2 separate regions of the Homo sapiens genome follow, and region 1 is linked to region 2. The links are chromatin contacts, found by Hi-C or POLR2A ChIA-PET in ENCODE. All regions are on one chromosome and are shown on one strand. The core of a region is the stretch at or near the end of the contact, and the rest is flanking DNA. Distances in the headings are between cores, read along the strand shown. Region 1 overlaps NIBAN1 (niban apoptosis regulator 1). Region 2 overlaps NIBAN1 (niban apoptosis regulator 1).

What was found. A loop is a pair of places that touch in the nucleus more often than their neighbours do. ChIA-PET counts read pairs that join two places held with the same protein, here RNA polymerase II (POLR2A). Pooled maps may share reads with other maps.
Region 1: a loop to region 2 is called in a pooled map, with 2.1 times the contacts of the local background. The contact joins two enhancer-like sites. A Hi-C loop is called at or near these places in 3 of 50 pooled maps. POLR2A ChIA-PET finds 5 or more read pairs at or near these places in 3 of 52 experiments (A549, MCF 10A and T-cell).

The regions. Positions count from the first base shown.
Region 1 is chr1:184,839,126-184,846,240 of GRCh38, forward strand. All of the region lies in intron 5 of NIBAN1 (niban apoptosis regulator 1), which reads right to left. Among named protein-coding and RNA genes, the nearest start is that of EDEM3, 88 kb to the left of the region's middle. RefSeq lists a silencer at 4,729-4,818 and an enhancer at 6,762-7,115. Within about 2 kb of position 4,791, at least 3 of the 41 ENCODE cell types and tissues checked have a DNase peak (open chromatin) inside an H3K27ac peak, as active enhancers do.
Region 2 is chr1:184,948,861-184,955,728 of GRCh38, forward strand. The region is part of intron 1 of NIBAN1 (niban apoptosis regulator 1); the gene reads right to left. Among named protein-coding and RNA genes, the nearest start is that of NIBAN1, 22 kb to the right of the region's middle. Within about 2 kb of position 4,856, at least 2 of the 41 ENCODE cell types and tissues checked have a DNase peak (open chromatin) inside an H3K27ac peak, as active enhancers do.

The DNA.
Region 1 (7,115 bases), core at 3,541-6,040, 110 kb before region 2:
TCCTTCCAACAATCCCATCAGGCAGGAATTAATATCCCCACTTTACAGAAGACAAGAAAATGGAGTTTTGGGAAGGCTAAATAGTTTCTTTAAGCTAGCATGTGGTCAAGCAATGGCCACTTACCTCTAAAGTCCTGTTATAACAGTTTATCATGTAATTTTTAAAAACTTTTTATTTTGAGATAATTTTAGATTATCTCAAATAAGATCTCAAATTTGAGATTATCTCAAATTATTAGTTCTTATTTCTCACATGCTGTTATAAGAAATAATATAGAGATACCCTATATACACCCTTCACTCGGGTTTCCCAAAAGGGAGCATCTTGCAACCCTATAGTACGATATACCACAACCATGAAATTGACATTGCTGCAGTCCAACATTTTTATTCAGATTTCACCAGTTTTACATGCATTCCTGTGTGTGTGTGTGTGTGTGCACGCGCGCGTGTGTGTGTGTGTTGTTCCATTTAATTTTTTTTTTTTGAGACGTAGTTTCACTCTTGTTGCCCAGGCTGGAGTGCAATGGCACGATCTTGGTTCACTGCAACCTCCACCTCCCGGGTTCAAGCGATTATCCTGCCTCAGTCTCCTGAGTAGCTGGGATTACAGGTGCCCACCACCACGCCCAGCTAATTTTTGTATTTTTTAGTATAGACGGGGTTTTGCCATATTGGCCAGGCTGGTCTCGAACTCCTGACCTCATGTGATCCACCCGCCTTGGCCTCCTAAAGCGCTGGGATTATAGGTGTGAGCCACCGAGCCTGGCCTGTTCCATTTAATTTTAAGGTTATTTTAAAAGAGACTTTTCTTCTCAAAGTTTAGAATAATATAATTCTAGAGTTTGATCATAGATTAGAGATCACTTAGTCCAAATCTTTCATTTTACAATTGAACAGACTGAGGGCCACATAGGGTGTGATATGGCATTACTAAAAATAAAGCAAAACAAAACTTCCCTGGAATTAACAATGAATGGTGCTCATTCTAATGAAATGGTAATAAAAGTTTTAATTTTTATTTTAAAACACATTTATACATGACCAACCTAAGCAAATGCTTATCACCATATCATAAATGATAATTCTTACGAGAACCAGCCCCATTACTTAGAAGAAATCAGTAAATTATCAGAGCTCCCTCAATTATATTTTATAAACTATAATACCAAAATATTAATCTACTGACCAAATCATATCTGTATTAGTGGACACAGCCCTATCAGAAGGAGAGGAGGAATATGTCAAGAATACATGTATACCCCATGGAGATCCAGGGACCCAAGGATGAGTTACAGTGGTGTTGGTCTAGTTGAAAGTATAAAAATATAAGAACTCACCCTGAGAATATAAAACACTTCTCAAACAAATGGAAGAATGGTGTTTCTAGTAAAGACATTGTTCTGAGATAAATTTTTGGCTGCAGAGAAAAATACTGCCTACCTTGTCCAGCTAAAGGCAGTCCATCTCTTGAATTCTTGACTTGTCAATAAATATTAAAAGACTATTTGTCAACAGCGAAAAGGAAGTGGTGACTACTAGAACAAGTGAAGACAGACTAACCTCATTTCCTTCAGATAGACATACTAGATTGGTAGATTAGAAGGCTGTCGGAGACATCCTGTACCTAGGCAACTATAACATCTTGCATGATTTTGATTGGCACAGTAAAGAAACTTAGACTGGCTGATGATGCAAATAGACACAATCAAATAGTTAAAACCACCCAAATCATGGGTGCTGGGTAAAGGGCTGAGGTTATTGACATCCTGGAGGGAAATCTCCAGGGCATTGCCTTAAAACATGTTCAATTACTTAGAAAAGAGTGTGAGTGTGTGTGTGTGTGTGTGTGTATGTGTATTATAGTTATTAAATTTTCTTTACCAACTACATATGAGACACTGAGTTAGGCTCTGAGGATACAAAGCTGAAAAAAATATGGCTTTTAACTTCAAGTTCCTCACAGTTTAGTGGATGACAGAACCAGGATCCAAAATGGGGTACAATACGGATAAATGAATCTTGCACTTAAGTCCAAAAACACATCCATATAAGTAAACAATATGTGCCTGATACATAGTAGGCATGAATAAAAAATTGGTGAATAAATTGAATGAATAAAGGTACGAAGTTTGAAGAAAAAAAACCCCAAACCCTGGGGTTTCATTTAGTTGCAAGCTCAGTGCAAGTCAGTCAGGGGTGTGATACAATTGTCCACAAAGCATGTAAGGTTGAGCCTCATAAATGCGAAATATAACAGGAACAAGAATGGTCACAGATGTATTCTGAGGTATGCTCCTCTGAGCTCATCATTCCATGGCTCTAGCTCATGCTGGATACCAGAATATTTTACAAACATTTTTTAAAATAAAGAAAAAAGTGGAGTACTTCTGAAGAAGACCAAGTGAATGAGGAATCTCACAGCCTTGGAAAGGAAAAACCTAGAAGAAAGAGATCTTTATCTATACGAAGATCTTCAATGGAACAGAGGGCTGGATTCGTTTCATGGAGATTCAGATACTAGAACCAGGGTTGTGTCATTTAGAGTGTGGCAGATTTTGACTCAATATAAGGAGCAAATTTCTAACATATGGGCTTATCTTAAAGTCAAATAGGCTCCAACAGGATGTCAAAATTTCCCCTAGAAAGGAAGTACTCCATCTGGGCTGAGTTACCTTGTAACAGGTGTACAGATTTGCTCAAATCTCTATTATATAGTCTCATGGCATCATGTGCCTCCCACCACTGTACTTACAGCAGTTATAATGTTACAGTTATTAGTGTAATCATGTGAGATATGTCTTTCCCCAAGACTGTAAACTCCAAAAGGATAGGGTGCTGCCATTCATATTCACCCCTGCATCCCTACTCCCTAGTACATAGTACTTATTAAGTGTTCAAAGAAGGAAAGAAAGGAGGGAACGTGGGAGGAGAAGAAAGAAAACCAGCACTAGAAGGGGTGCTGGTTTAAATCTCCTATAAAGTTCTTCTAAATTTGAAATTTCATGGTTACAAACAAACCCAGGTTGCAAATGATTCACATTGTCTTAACGATTGCCTTCCCTACTGTTGTAAAGAGATACTGAAGGGAACTGATGTACTCTACCCCAGTGCTTCTCAGATTTTGGTGAGCATCAACATCACCTAGCAGGCTTGCTAAAACAGATAGCTGGCCCCCACTCCCAGAGTTTCTGATTCAATAGGTCTGGGGCAGGGCCCAAGAATTTGCATTTCTAAGAAGCTCCCGAGGTGATGCTGATGCTACAGGTCCAGGAACACACTTTGAGAACCACTCCTCTACCCAGCATTAGGAGAGTGGTTCTCAAATCAGAATCACTTGTGGTAAGGCCGGGCATGGTGGCTCACGCCTGTAATCCCAGTACTTTGGGAGGCCGAGGCAGGCGGATTACCTGGGGTCAGGAGTTTGAGACCAGCCTGGCCAACATGGTGAAGCCCCGTCTCTACTAAAAATGAAAAATTAGCCGGGCGTGGTGGCGGGCGCCTGTAATCCTAGCTACTCTAGAAGCTGAGGCAGGAGAATCACTTGAACCCGGGAGGCGGAGGTTGCAGTGAGCCGAGATTGTGCCTTTGCACGATCGTGCCATTGCAGCCTGGGCGACAAAAGTGAAACTCTGTCTCAAAAAAAAAAAAAAAAAATCCATTCTTGGTTTTGCCATAGATATTCTGATTCAACAGACCTGGAATTGGATCCAGGAATCTGTATTTAAACAAGCTCTTCAGGTAATTCTGTTGCAGTTGATTTACACATCACGTTTGAGAAAAAAAAAATGACACAAAAGCAAAGGTGATAGTAGAAGACCATGGTTCTTGAATGCTTAGCGTCTTGATGACCTTGTTCCCTCCTTAGCAGGTTACAAAAGGTCTACTCTGTCAACTGCTCACCCACTTAACACAAATGAACCCTCGCATTTAGTCAAAGTGATGGTTAAAAATAGTACCACAATGAAGCTTTATCAAAAAATATGTGGATAAGGAATCAACACTTCAGGTGGGTTCATGAGGACGCCATTCCAAACAACTAGAACTCTACCCATGGTGGAACCCCTTCCTCCTCCCTTCGGAAGCAGTCATCATTGTCTGGATGTAAATCCCCAGATGTAACCCTGATTGATCTCATTTTCTCTTTTCTGGCACTCAGTGGATATGTGGATTATAGCTTGTCTGTGATAGCTTTCTTTCCCTAGCATGAATGATCTGTTTCTTTACCATAAGTTTTTTTTCAAAGCCTTACAGATATGAAAATGACCCACACTCCAGTCTTTTCTAAAAAGTATGGATGGTGTCATCAGACACTTTCCCCCCCGCAAAAAAAAAGAGAGAATATTTGCTTCTTTCCAAATACCATCAAAATACTCTGTGTGCTGAAGTTGTGATTCATTGAACATGCTTTCCATACACCTGAAAGAGTTAATCTATCACCCCGTGTGCCATAGCCACCGGAGCAAAGTCAGGCCAAGAGAACAATGACACAATCAATTATTTCCTATCTTCCCTGGACAAATCTATATGGCTTTGTATGGGAAGATTTGTATTCTAAGACAGTGAGTGCAAAACTATCTCCCAATCCCTTGATAATTATTTATGGAGATGCTGCTGAGATGACCTCTGGAGAAAAAAATTACACCACAAAACCTAAGCAAAACAAATGAAAACCATCTAATTCCCTCTTTAAAAATGTGAATTTGAAAAAGTGCCCACCATATAATGTTTTACAGGCAGGTGTGGCCATCACACACCCGGGTTATCTTTCAGCTCAGACCACAGAAACTGGGTCACGTGCCTCTCAGTGACGTTGTGGGCATCTGTGTGGCTTACTCTCTGCAGGCAAGTTTACTACACAACTTGGATACGATTTAAAGCAAGCTTGACTGTTCAAACAAATAGGGAAGATGCTTCTTTAGTCACGACTTGTCCTTCATTTTTGATGACACTTTCTCTTATTTCTGGAAATGCTGTTGACAAACGGGTCTTGGTATAATTTATCACTGTAGCACATAAAAATACTAGGGACATTCTTCCTGACTGATTCTATGGATTACCTGCATCTTGTGAAATCAGAACACCTTAGTCTTACCAACATCTGTGAGAGCACACTTTCTACAAGTAAAGGCAGACAGTAAAATAACTTGGCTAGCTTTACATGAGAGAACAAATCACTGGCATTAATTGGCATCACTCATCATGTCCTAGCCTAACACACCTACAGAGTGTAGCACTGTCTGATGATGCTATCTGGGAATATTCTACTCATCATCATTACCAATGATTAATAATAGCATCTACCTTGAACTTGTCAGAGGCTTTTACAATTTACAACATTTCATTTGATTCTCACTGCAATCTCATGAGACAGGTAAGCCAGATGTAATCATTTCTGGTAGAAAATGGAAAAAACTGAAATCGAAGAAGTTTATGTCATTGCCCAAGGTCATATGAATAAATAACTCATTTTATCAGGTCGGAAAATAAGAATAAAAATAATAGGCACAATATAGATTTCTAGTCCCATGCAGATTCAGCTCCAAAAAGGAGCTAACCTTACTTAAAACTTTTAACTACTGCAGTTTACCCTTGTCTAGGACAATACATCCCAGCTTCATTATTCGTAACCTTTTTCCAAAGACCTAAGAAATTAAACTGACCCATGATCCATTTTCTTCCTAAGAAGGAGGGATGGCAGCCACATACTCCTGCAAACCCATCACCCTGCCCTGATCAGAAAGGTGAGAACACTGGCTAATTTCATGGCCCTCTCCTTAGATTTGGAGGGGCAGTATACAATTTAGTCCTCTTAGAGACCAGATAATTGTTTTAAAAAAAGTAGAACTTCAGTAGTCATGTACCAATAAAGATAATGTCTACATTCCTGACCTATTACAAGAAGAACCAGTACCGCCAACAGAGTTCTCTTTAATTTCTGGGTTATCTGAGCCCACAATGTGTACCAATTTTGAATAATTGCTTTAAGCTAAAAGACACTAGGAAAGCATTTTCCCATTGGGGTGGCCAAAGGCCTGGGATCCTGTGCATCATCAGCATGAGTTGTCTCACTAAGGGATCCATTTAACAGAGCTTTACACTTAGGGTAAATAGGTGATTTCATTGTGAAAACGCTAAGCATTTACAATTATTTTCAGTAAAGTTCAAGGAGCATCTTGTTTAATAACTTGGCTAACAACAAGCTTAAACAAAATAAGATGGGATTACTGAATGGAATATTATGCAGTCACTAAAATAATATTTTTTTCTTTTCCACAAATTAAAATAACAATTATGATGACATTATGAAAAAGTAGTTTGGGGATAACTTTAACTGCAAAAAGCAGATTATAGGCCAAGTATGATGGTTCATGCCTGTAATTTTAATACTTTGGGAGGCCAAGGAGGATTGCTTGAGGCCAGGAGTTCAAGACTAGCTTGGGCAACATAGTGAGACCCCCGTCTCTACAAAAATTTTAAAAAGGGAATGTGGAGCCAAGATGGCCGAATAGGAACAGCTCCGGTCTACAGATCCCAGCGTAAGCGACGCAGAAGACGGGTGATTTCTGCATTTCCATCTGAGGTACCGGGTTCATCTCACTAGGGAGTGCCAGACAGTGGGCGCAGGCCAGTGTGTGTGCGCACCGTGCGCGAGCCGAAGCAGGGCGAGGCATTGCCTCACCTGGGAAGCGCAAGGGGTCAGGGAGTTCCCTTTCCGAGTCAAAGAAAGGGGTGACGGACGCACCTGGAAAATCGGGTCACTCCCACCCGAATATTGCGCTTTTCAGACCAGCTTAAGAAACGGCGCACCACGAGACTATATCCCACACCTGGCTCAGAGGGTCCTACGCCCACGGAATCTCGCTGATTGCTAGCACAGCAGTCTGAGATCAAACTGCAAGGCGGCAGCGAGGCTGGGGGAGGGGCACCCGCCATTGCCCAGGCTTGCTTAGGTAAACAAAGCAGCCAGGAAGCTCGAACTGGGTGGAGCCCACCACAGCTCAAGGAGGCCTGCCTGCCTCTGTAGGCTCCACCTCTGGGGGCAGGGCACAGACAAACAAAAAGACAGCAGTAACCTCTGCAGACTTAAGTGTCCCTGTCTGACAGCTTTGAAG
Region 2 (6,868 bases), core at 3,606-6,105:
TAGATACTTATATTACTTAACAACAGATTGAAGGATCATGGATAATTTATTTTTTTCTATTTTTCTTCATGTTTTATGTAGTAATTTAGAATCAGAATTGTTACTTAAAATATTTAAATAAAAATAATGGCTTTTAATATTTTTCCCTAATTTTTGTTCTAAAATCTTTTGGATTTATCTTTTGGATTTGCTATACTCTGACATTTGGTGAGAGATTTTCTTTTCTTTGAAAGTGGAATATTCAGCACTTTGGGAGGCCGAGGCGGGCGGATCATGAGGTCAGAAGATAGAGACCATCCTGGCTAACACGGTGAAACCCCATCTCTACTAAGAAAAAAATACAAAAAATTAGCCAGGCGTGGTGGCGGGCGCCTATAGTCCCAGCTACGTGGGAGGCTGAGGCAGGAGAATGGCATGAACCCGGGAGGCAGACCTTGCAGTAAGCCGAGATTGCACCACTGCACTACAGCCTGGGCGACAGAGCGAGACTCCGTCTCAAAAAATAAATAAATAAATAAATGAAAGTGGAATATTGTTCAAATAAACTGGCTTATAGTAATAAGAATAACCACCACTTATTGAGCCCTTATGAACACAGTACACGCATAACCTAATTCTCACAACAAAATGTAAATTAGTTGTTATTATCCCATTTCACATACAAAGGAACTGAGGCTCAGTTATATAACTTGCGCAAAGAGGACCCAAACATGGGCTGCCCCAATCCTTCTTCCACTCTTTCCATTGAGTCACATGGCTACCCAAGTTTTTCTCCTGCTTGTCCAACTAACTATAAGTTTAAATAAGAGTAAGAGATAGCACACTGCACTTCCCTTTGAAAGCAGAGGAGTCATTAGTCCTGTGAAAAAGTTTTCCTTCAGAGTGACTATTAAAACTGAACTAGGATTATGCTAAGGGGCACATAATCAAGTGAAGAATCTCAGACTAGAATTTAGGTCTCAGTTTCTAATGGGGAAATTGGGGATGACAATATCCACAGAAAATTATGCAGTACTGGGTTGGGGTCCCTGCTCTGTCACAGACCAGCCATAGGTAAGGCTCTTGCACCCCCAGGCAATCAACAGTCATCACCATCACTACCACCATCATTATTATTGAATGGATGCCAAGAATGAAACAATAAAAAGATAATTCCATCAAATGTTTATTTAAAACTACTCTATCAAGATAATGATTTTTTATTTGCTTTATCTCCAAAATCATTTTAAAAAAAACAAGAGTTATAAAGGTAAGAACCCCACCCAACCCCAACCCAAATGAATGCATTCACCCTGTTCACTAGTGCAGAGGAGTCTGTTAATTTAGATGCAGATAATCTCATGAGATAATATAATGGTCTCTATTATCTTAACGATGAACAAGGAATCTGAGCCTGTTAGTGAGAAGGTGCACGACTTTTTTCCCAGGCCATCCAGGATTGTTTAGCATAGTGAGATGAAATTTACAAAAGGTAAGTGAATGATGAGAAGGAGTTAATATAATTTATTCCCCAATGTAATTTTCTCCACATTCTTAGGCAGGCAGGCCCCAGACACTTTGTCTTTTCACTCCATCATTCTCCTAATATGTAACAAGGGCCATTAAGCTAGGTAAAAAGATGAATTGCTAGAGATCATTATGCACGCTTTCAGCAGCCCATGAAATGTACCCAAGAACAATAAAGATATCTGATGACCTGTCAAGAAGATGCTTATGCAAATGAGAACATCATGATTATACTTCTGCTTGTTCATCTAAAGGCTATCGTGAAATATAGATTGAAAAACTTCACTTGCTCAGTAGCATCACAAATAAGAAGCTGGTTTTCGATTAGGTTATGCTAGAAATGAAAATTCATGGCCACATGCCTAATTCAGCTATAAAAGAAGACAATAATCGACATAGAACAGCATCCAACCTGATTTCCTTGGGAAACAATAATTTCATTACATGACAGTTCTTACCGCTCCCTTGAATTACAGTATTTGGTGCTGAAAATTACTTGTAATCCTCAGAAGTAAAATATATTGTGAGCATATATCATCAGCATCTTTCTGCTCTTAAATAGTAAGTGATATTTCTGACTTGAATTCAATAACCTTCAAGGTATCCATGAGAATTAAGACAGAAAGAGGTTGAGGCAATGGATATAAGCCATACAGCAAACTCCTCATGGGAGCATGAACTCAGCTCAGTTTTTCTGACACCCAGCCGCCTCCTCTCATGGCTATGTAGTGAGTGACATTGTATGCAAGAGTGAGGCATTGGCTTCAAGGAGGACCATGTGCATTAAATATTAGCTGTGTGGCCTTTGCCACAGTCTCCCTGGGCTTCAGTCTCACCATCTGCAAATGATAACAGTACCTATCTTGGAGGGTTATTATGAGAATTTAGATGAGGTAACACGTGTAATGTTCTTACCCTAGTGCCTGGCAGGTAATTAAGGATGCCACTTAACAAATGACAGTGATTATCAGATGAGACATCCATCTGCTTAGCTGACATCTCCACTTGAACCTCAATCTTAGCCTGTCCAAAAGTGAACTCTTCATTTTCTCCATCAAATGTGTTCCCCCAGTCTTCCTTCTTTCAATAAGCAGCAACTCCATTCTTTCTTTTGTTCAGGTCAGAAATTGTGGAGTCATCCTTGAAGCCACTTTTTTTCCCCTCATATTCCACATACTTCATCAGCAAATCCTGTCAGCTCTACCTCCAAAATGTATTTATAACCCAACCATGTCTCCCTACCTCCAGCTACCCCCTAGTCCACACCACCATAATCCCTGGCCCGGATCACAGCTCCAGCTTCTTCCTGTTTGGCTTGCTTCCTCCCTTGTCCCCCCTACAGTCTATTCTCTACACAACAGTCAGATAATTCAGACTATGGCGTTCCTCTCCTCGAAACTCCCCATGGCTTCTCTTCTTACACAGAGTAAAAGCCCAAGTCCTTCCAATGGCCTATAAGTCCCCCTGAGATGTGATCCCACCTACCTTGCTGCCCTGTCTCTGCTCACAGTTCCCATTGCTCATTCCTCCGTAACCACACTGACCTCCCTGCTTCATCATCCTTGGTAATGATACCATCTTATTATTTCTTAGTTTTATTTCTCCCTACCACCACCTCTATGATGTAAGTCCCATGAGAGCAGGGATTTAGTCTGCTTTGTTCATCCCGTTTCACAGAACAGGGCATATTTCTATTTGATGACTAGAAGGAAAGACACACAATGAATGCTTCATTATTATAAGAAATAGATAGGCCAGGCATGATGGCTTACGCCTATAATCCCAGCACTTTGGGAAGCCAAGGTGGGCAAGTGCTTGAGTCCAAGAGTTTAAGATCAGCCTGGGCAACATAGCAAGACCTCATCTCTACAAAAGAAAATTGAAAAAATAAGCCAGGTGTGGTGGCACATGCCTACAGTCCCAGCTACTCAGGAGGCTGAGGTGAGAGGATAGCTTGAGTCCAGCAGACAGAGGTTGCAGTGAGCCATCGCACCACTACACTCCAGCCTGGGCGACAGAGCAAGACCCTGTCTCAAAAAAAGAAAAAGAAAAAGAAATAGATGTGTTCCATGACGTTTGAGGTTTTAAGGGCTAAACCAGGGGTGTCCAGTCTTTGGGATTCCCCGGGCCACATTGGAAGAAGAAGAATTGTCTTGGGCCATACATAAAATATGCTAACACTAAGGATAGCTAATGAGCTAAAAAAGAAAATTGCACACAAAAAAATCTCATAATGTTTTAGGAAAGTTTACAAATTTGTGTTGGGCCACATTCAAAGCCTTCCCGGGCCACATGCAGCCCACAGGCCATGGATTGCACAAGCTTGGACTAAACTAAATGCTGCAAATTAAGGTTTATAAGTTCATCCTAAGTAAGTTTTTTTGAAAAGACTTAATCAATCAATTAAACAACTTGTTTCACTAATGAGAAAACCGAGGCCTAAAGACAAGCCCAAAGTCACATGGTATGTGCCAGAACCAGGATTCAAACAAGTTCTTCTACACCAAGTTCATGTACTTGCCCCTCAAGTTTATGCTGTCTATTAAGTCTGAAGCATACTGAAGTCTCAACTCCATAAATTATAGAAAATATATAGAAATTCAGTTCTGATTCCAACTGGCTCCAGGAATGGTTGACTAAGGATTTTGAAGAAAAGTATTTTATTTGATGTACAGTTTATTTAAAATCTTTGACTTTAGGTTGCAGAAGGTATACTATTATAAGTGATAAAACCAGTTGTTGAGAGTCCATGTCCCTATCACAGTGTTAAGTGCTTTACGAGGATTAGTGCAATGAGTCTTTACAACAGCCTTCGGAGGTACTATTATCCCCACTTTGTAGTGGAAGAAACCAAGGTTAGAGGAGGCTAGATAACTTGCAGAAGGTAGCACAGCTAGCAAGAGATGGGGCCATTATCTGTACTTGGGTGCTCTACCTCCACAGCCAATGCCCTACTGAATCAAGAAAGCTACACAGTTAACATTTTATGGTAAATGTTTCTTAAGGGTTTAGTTGCTCTGTAAGTTCATTTTATTTTGTCCACTCTTCTAAAAATGAGACATATTATAAATATCATTTTGAAAGCGTCTTTTACATATCTTAGTGAAACTTATGCTCATTTGCAAAATACATCATATGTGTATATTTCTCCTTAGAATGAACAATGCAGAAATTTAAACATATCCCTGGAGAAATGCTGAGTTTGGTTATCAGCACACCTTAAGGCATCAAATATTTTCATTAAAAACATGTGGAGACATGAAGGTTTGTGCTCCCTTTCTCAGACATCCACTGATGTCAATAGCAGTGATGATCTGAAATAAACAAAGTAGTTAGCTATAGTACGCCTCAGGAGTTTCTCGTGGAAGTGCCAAATAATGATACCGAAGGGAGGAAATGCTGAAACATGAAATGTGTGAGTAAGTGGGTTAGTCACTAAAGTTGTCATGGGTCAGGAGACATATCTTATGGCTTCTCAGAACTTAACATTCCAGAAATCACTGAAAAAGGTGAGAAAGTTCAGAGAAAATGAGACAACCTCAGAGTCTAGTGACGGTGTTTTCCAAAGAACACTGGATAAGGTAATTATGTTATTTCAATTTCAACTGCAAATTATATGATTCAAGGAGCACTTCATTACTCAAAATTCCTAAGGGGGAAAGATTATGTATTGGTACTACATTGTTTAAGATAAGAAACTTTTTAAACATCTAAGCCCTTATCTGAAACATTATCTACATACACAACGGCTCAAATGTGATTTTATGGAAATCGGTGAGTTAGAGAGGGAGAGTAAGTTGGATGGGGGAAACCTTGGACTATTCTAGGACAAAAAGTTCAGAAAATATTCCAGACCTTGGGAATTTGGTTATAGGTCTAGAGTGGAAGCCAAGAACAGAAAATGAGACAAAAGAGAATGAAACTCATCTGTTATTTCCCTTAACTGCTATCCACGGTGCCACCTCCTGGCTAGGAAAAAGGGGTAGTCATGTGAAATACTAGGTTTTCATATCTTTCCATCCCTTTAAGAGAAAATTCAGAAGAGATAAGAAAATCTTAGCATTTCCTTGTGAGTTTAACCATTCAGCTAAGGGAAATGCAGAAGACCAGGGCAAAGGCAAATGACCTCAGGGCCTCTTTTATCTGGGTTAATGAGGGAGTCAAGCACGAGCCTGTCTGGCTGGCTGCTTGTGCCTGCAGTTCTTCAGGGGCAGGGCAAATTATACTTAAGTTTTAAGTCTAGGGTTGAAAATACATCAGATTGGAAAAAAGGCTTGTCATTTTCGGGATGCTTATGTGTAACTCAGAATCAGAGTATATTCTGGTTTGAACTGGAAACTTAAATCTTGGAAATGTTTGGTTTGGTTTGGTTGGATACCATGGATTATGAAAAGAGCTCTGCACCAGGAGTGTGGAGACCTGAATTCCAAGCCTATGTGTGCTTTACTAGCTAGGCAGATGAGAACAGCTCATTCAGCTTCTGAGATTACAATAAAAGAGTTGGATTAGATGCTTATCTCTAAGTTTCCTTGCAGCTCTATGAATCTTCTATGAATCTTTATTCGAGAACAGCTGTCTAAAAGAAATGCCATGTGAGCCATAGATGTAAGCCTCAAATGTTATTTGGTCTTCCAGTAGCCACATTAAAATTTTTTAAAAACTGATTACATTAGTTTTAATATATGTTATTTAGCCCAATCATAGGGCCAAAATTGTATTACTTCAATATGTAATTGCTATTAAATAGCAGTTTTGTATTAAATAATATTAATTATTTTACATTATTTTCTTTGTACTAAAACTTCAAAATTGGTGTGTATTTTAAACTTGCATCATATCTTAATTTGGACTAGCCACATTTCAAGTGCTCATTAGTTATATGTCCCTAATGGCTGCTGCAATGGACAAATAGATATAAAAGGCTTCAATCTTTTCTTTTCTTTTCCTTTCCTTTCCTTTCCTTTCCTTTCCTTTCCTTTCCTTTCCTTTCCTTTTCTTTTTTGTTTTGTTTTTGAGATGGAGACTTGCTCTGTCACCAGGCTGGAGTGTGCAACCTCTGTCTCCCAGGATCAAGCCATTCCCCTGCCTCAGCCTCCCGAGTAGCTGGGACTACAGGTGCGCACCACCACGCCCGGCTAAATTTTTGTATTTTAGTAGAGACGGGGTTTCACCATGTTGGCCAGGATGGTCTCAATCTCCTGACCTCGTGATCTGCCTGCCTCAGCCTCCCAAAGTGCTGGGATTACAGGCGTGAGCCACAGAGCCCAGACTCAACTTTTCTTACATAAAGAATATGAAGCCTATACCCTGCCTTCAAAATTAGAATCCACTTAAAGTAGAAAATGTATTCATTGAAATGTTA